2 separate regions of the Homo sapiens genome follow, and region 1 is linked to region 2. Evidence: chromatin loops called from intact Hi-C (ENCODE). Cell type or tissue: heart right ventricle. All regions are shown on one strand. Links, peaks and the distances in the headings refer to the core of each region. The heading gives the core; the rest is flanking DNA.

What was found. Hi-C counts contacts between places; a loop is a spot of excess contacts. Peaks named below come from ENCODE experiments on the same cell type or tissue, not always from the same donor. Only the 100,000 strongest peaks of a DNase experiment are listed, where the experiment ranks them.
Region 1: a loop joins it to region 2, with 2.1 times the contacts of the local background. A loop is called at or near these places in 9 of 110 quality-filtered maps.

Annotation. Positions count from the first base shown.
Region 1 is chr3:177,780,727-177,783,647 of GRCh38, reverse strand. No RefSeq gene overlaps it. Among named protein-coding and RNA genes, the nearest start is that of LINC02015, 35 kb to the left of the region's middle. In heart right ventricle, for the core only: no CTCF peak of the experiment used is centred there; a DNase peak (open chromatin) is centred at 1,667; H3K27ac peaks cover 2,500 bases.
Region 2 is chr3:177,515,126-177,518,046 of GRCh38, reverse strand. The region is part of intron 1 of LINC00578 (long intergenic non-protein coding RNA 578); the gene reads right to left. Among named protein-coding and RNA genes, the nearest start is that of LINC00578, 75 kb to the right of the region's middle. RefSeq lists an enhancer at 738-1,502. In heart right ventricle, for the core only: no CTCF peak of the experiment used is centred there; a DNase peak (open chromatin) is centred at 1,766; H3K27ac peaks cover 2,128 bases.

The DNA of each region.
Region 1 (2,921 bases), core at 201-2,700, 270 kb before region 2:
TGTTATTGTATCAGCACAAAAATGATCCAGGTGAATGATACTAACAATAAGAGTGCTACCTGAGATGTCCCTGACATATTTCCTCCCCGAAGTACAAAATGTTCTTCTAGCTATTGGCTCATTTGTCCTTTCAAAAGAGACAGATACTACTATGCTATTATTAGTAGTAGAGAAGCGTAAAGCTTTAAGCCACAGTTATCAGCAGAGAAGGTAAGCCAAAATAAGAAAAGGCCTAGCATCTAACTTTAAAATTGCCACACATTGAAGACAAAAATTGTGTTTTCTCCTTCTTTTGAAAATCCTCAGTTGCACAGTGGAAAAATCAATAAATACAATAAATTAAACGAACATTGTCATGTACTTTGCAGTTTGCCATGGCCACCTCTATGCTGCCATTTCTAATCCTCAACACTACTATGGGCAAGGGTATTTTTATCTCCATTTTCTAGATGAAATTGAGGCTCAGAGAGGTGAATTTACAACTAAGATTGTGGAACTAGTAAGTGGTGAAGCCAAGACTCAAATGATCTTCTGACTCTAAATCCAGTTCTTTTGTTGCTACACTTCTGACTAGCAGTTGATAAGAGGGTATTTTATCCATATTTCAAATCAGACAGAAACTCACAGTGCTTCATATTGTTGCATAGGGTAAGAGGAAGATGAAAAATAATTCACCCAAACTATTAAGACTTTAGGCTCAACTGGGAAACATGAAAACAGCTATCTCAACAAGATCTGGTTTTATCTGAAAATGAATATATATATATATACGTAATCATCAGATGTAATAAACCCTGAAAAAACCTTTGAGTTTCTCATCGGCTCAGGAGTGGTCAGTCTGACTCCTAGAAAAAGAAGTGAAGCTGTTCCTATGGCTATAGCAAGAAGTGTAAATCAGGTATGAGTATGATTTAACTACATAATTTAAGCGGAGGCCTACCACCAAAATGCGGACTATTAATTATGTTAGAAACGAGCAGGTTCAGCTTGGCTTGCTATTCCAGAGGGTTAAAGGAAAGGCAAGTTTTAGCATTAGTATCATTAAAGCCATAAAGAAAAGGGGTAAGGGTAAGTAGATACTATCCAGGTGATGGACTTTCAGGATGGACTTATAACTACAGAGCTGTGATAGGACCTAGGAGCACCAGACACTGAGTTAGAGAGGGCGAGCCACACCTCTACTCAGGCGAGAATCAGAATAATGCTGATGACCATCCACTGGGCACCTTCCAAAGCCAGGCCTGGTCCTAGACTTTTAATGCACATTACCTCCTTTCAAAACCCTCACAACGGCCCTGGAAGGAATTATCCCATTTTGCAGCTGAGAAAACAGGTTCAAAGTGGTTAAGCAAGTAAGTAGCAGAGCTGACGAATTTCGGCTTAAGACTGGGCCTCTTCCTCGGCACACCTCTCTGATGAGGTGAGGTTAGGGTTGTTCTATTGCAGAAAAATAACACAGCAGCTGAAAAGTTCAGGGATGAAGCGGGGCAGTCAGCAGAAAGAGAAAGGACACAAGAAACCTGCCCCTCCTCCCTGCTGCCTCATCTCCTTGGTCACAAACAAGCTCTCTTTCTCCTCCTCCCTCTCCCCCAGTCATGAGGGAGATCAGAACAGAGGGGAGAAGTAAAGGAGGTCTGTCAAGACCCTGCCCTGGCCCCCACTAAGAGCCACTATTCAAGTCTGGCCAGATGAACTGTGACTTGCTCCAGGGTCACAGATTTCCAGGGGGCCTCCTTGGCATTCATCCCTAAAAACCTTGCAATTGGGCCTCTCAGGCTTCCAGGGACATGTGGAATGGATTATGTTTCTAATCATAACACTGTCCAAGCTGTCTTCAAATAAGGAACTTGTGAGAGAAACAACCCAAATTAGGAAACCAACGTAGGCACGGCAGGAGTGGCCTTCAACCTCTCCCACACGCTGCCAACATTCTTCTCCTCTTGCCTGATACTGTCATTTAAGCATCCTGCTAACTGACAGAATTTTTCACAAGGCAATCTCTGTTTTTGGAGAACTTGTACCAGGTTTATTTATAATTGTCCTATTTCCAAGCATCAAATTTGTTATTTTCGCTGCTGCTTTTATTATTGGGAAACACTCTCCCCTCACCCAAAGACTCTGGTCCTCTTGAATTTTATTTTCTAGAAAAATCACCAGGCTCCTGAGTCTCAGAATCTCTTACTGAATAATTAGCAGAGTCACCATCAGCTCTGCGGGATTCATAGTGGGTATTTATGCATGCTCACTCTTCACTATCGCCTCTGACTGCAGCTCCAAATCTTTGAATTTGGGATATGAATGATCTGAATGATCCTCCTCCCAGCGGTATCTCATGCACATTCCGTCGTCAACTAGAGACCTGCCTCAGATCCTGCTAGGTGCCTCAAACCCCAAGCTTTACCCTAGTTCCTAATTTATCTCCCACAGCTAAGGTATCTCTTTAACAAAATAAAGACATTTGAGTCAACAATAATAAACAGCCTGGGCTGGGCACAGTGGCGCATGCCTGTAATCCCAGCACTTTGAGAGGCTGGGGTGAATTGCTTGAGCTCAGGAGTTCCAGACCAGCCCAGGCAACATGGCAAACCCTGTCTCAACAAAAAATGCAAAGATTAGCCAGGCGTAGTGGTGAGCATCTGTAGTCCCAGCTACTTCAGAGGTTGAGGTGAGAGGATCACTGGAGCCTGGGAGGTCAAGGCTGCAGTGAGCCGAAATCGTTCCACTGCACTCCAGCCTAGGCAACAGACAAAATTAGAACCATAATTATGATAAACACCTGCCCCCATAGGGCAGGTACTATCATTTTAATTTTCCAGTTAAGGAAACTGAGGCACAGAGCAATTAGCTTGTTAAAGATCCCACAGCTAGTAAAATAGTCAGATTTTGAACTATAATAATCATCACTGGTACACAGATTCTCT
Region 2 (2,921 bases), core at 335-2,834:
CTATAAACCCACCTCAGCCCCTAACTTGCTCTGATGGGCCATCTAATCTGCAGACCCAGGCCCTTCTCTCTCCCCATCCCAGCCCATCTTTACTCTGTTCTCATACCTGACAGAGACAAAAACCCAATTAGATAAATTAACTTTTCATTTTCTAATACAAAAATTAGCCGGGCGTGGTGGCGTGTCTGTAATCCCAGCCACTTGGGAAGCTGAGGCAGGAGAATCGCTTGAACCCAGGAGGTGGAGGTTGCAGTGAGCTGAAATGTCTCCACTGCACTTCAACCTAGGTGACAGTGAGTAAGACTCCTTCTCAAAAAAAAATTTTTTGGCTGGGCATGGTGGCTCACTCCTGTAATCCCAGCACTTCGGGAGGCCAAGTCGGGCAGATCACAAGGTCAGGAGATCAAGACCATCCTGGTCAACATGGTGAAACCCTGTCTCTACTAAAATACAAAAAATTAGCCAGGTGTGGTGGCGCGCACCTATAGTCCCAGCTACTCAGGAGGCAGGGGAATCACTTGAACCCGGGAGGCGGAGGTTGCAGGGAGTGGAGATCGTGCCACTGCAGTCCAGCCTGGAGACAGAGCAAGACTCTGTCTCGAAACAAAAAAAAAAACTTTTATTTTCTTACTGCTCATGTTGCCTTTAGGTAGTCACCTAATCAAAAAGTAAAAACGAAGCTATCACTTAGAAATTCATCTCCTCTCATTTTACATACAGTGGAATGACATGAACTCAGTCCACATTAACAGGCATTCTCAAATTCTACCATGGGAAAAAATACTGGTTGAGGAGTCAGAAAATATGGGCTATTTAATAGATTATCTCTCATCGATGGAACATGGGCCTTTACTTCTCTGTCCCTAAACTGAAATGACAGGGCTTAACCTGGTGGTGTCTAAAGTCTTCCAATTCTGAAAATGCCCTGGCCACAGAAGGTATCAATTTTCTAGTTGGGGGCGCTGTGTGTTTATTTGTTTGTGTGTTTATAACTCTCTGTATTTTCCCTGGCAAGAGAAAGGGTGTTCTACAACCATTTATTCATGATTAATGATGTGGCTTGTGAACTTGAACCAGAGACTGTTCACCAGAAGCTTTTAGTTTGAAAAATTCCTGACTGTGGCCAAAACCAATGCTATGAAACAAAAGAAATGAGACAGTGCCTGCCTGCAGCCCACTGACCTGCAGCCCCAGGCGGAGCTCAGGCCGAGACCCCGAGAAAAGGGAACAGCTGGGGCCTGCTGGGACAGCACACACGGCCTCTCACCAGCTCATGCTGCACCCGATCTGAGGCTACCCAGCAGCAGTTTGGCTGCCCCCCAACCAGATTATAAATTCCTCAAGGGCAAAGAACACATCCTTTATATTTTTCCTGTATCCATATGGTGCAGAAAAAAAAAATAAAAGATTTTTGGGCTGGCATCCCAGCCAGAAACTGAAGAATGTTATCCATCCCCCACCCCCACAAGCCTCCTCCTCCCTTAAAATCACAAGAGGAAGACATTCAGGAATAGCTTTTGAGAAATGCCTCCCTCCTTCCGGCCTAAGAAGATATGTAAGTAGTTCATGTTCTCCCACACTGGAAGGGGAGACTCAAGCCCGTTGATGCATTAAATGAGACATTCCTGAATCAGAAGGATCATAGGTCAGCTCAAGCATTCGGTTGTGTTTGCAGCTCATTTCAGTAAGGCTGATTAACAGAAGAGCCAGACCCTTGTTCTGGCACCAGCTGTGTGGCCGGAACCTCTGTGACTAGAGACACCCCAGCCGGAATCAACAGGCCCGACCTGGACACGTGCATCGCGGCAGCAAGGTTAGCCAGTGTCAGCTCAGCCAAAGAATTTCTGGTTGTGCTGACTGAGAGGGTACACTCAGAACTTTGGACATGAAAGGATTCACTGAGGGATGAAAACACGGTATAGCATACCTAAGTATCCTCAGATTTTAATTTTGTCCCCTCTATAGCACATTTCAATGAGTAACACACAGCTAGGTGAATTACTGGTCACTCACTAAGCAATTGTTAAATTATTCTAGCTTCCTTTAATGAGAACAGAAACAAAGTTGCCACATACACACTAGTTCTGCTTTGTGATTTATTGTTGCCCATTGCCATCGTCATCATCATTGTTATCATTACTAAAGTAATATACACTTAGTGTAAAAAGAAAAAAATGCCAACGGTGTACAAGGAGATAAAGTTAAAGTTTCTGTTTTCATATTCTCTTCTAATCTTTCCCCCATCTCAACTTGACCCTCTCTGAATTGTTTCCTAAAACTACTAGAAGATTTACAAAAACTTCTAAAAATGTGCCATATATCACATACATGTAAATATGCATAGAAAAATATTACAGACATAAATGCATATAAACACAAACATATTCATGCACATACCTATGTATATATACAGTTTTTTCCCACAAATTGATCAGAGTACACTGTCTGGGACATAATGTTTTCACTTAGTATATATCTGACATTCATAGGAAAGCAAATAAATCTATGTATTCTTTACAATGACTTCATAGTATTCTATTATAAAGCTAAGACATAATCTATTCTGTGGGGGGTTTTTTTGTTTTGGTTTTGGTTTTTTGGGTTTTTTTGCACCATCTTTTCTCTGGAGTCCATGTTTCTAATAGTTTATTCCTTCCGAATTTATTTAAGCTCAGTTTCCAATGCATGGAGCTGACTGTTCTAGTTGTTCCTGCCACCACTGTTGCTATTTACGGGTTATATTTTTGTATATTCCATCTGTCTTTGTCTCTTTGCCTGTACAGTTCATACATTGCTTTATACTGCTGAAAGAGCCCCTCCTTGCTATCCTCCGAGGGAAACTCACACCTCCTCTGATTGTCTCTCGCACTTTATACACTGCATCTACCTGTGCTGAGCTCCGGTTCCAGGCAAGCACATTG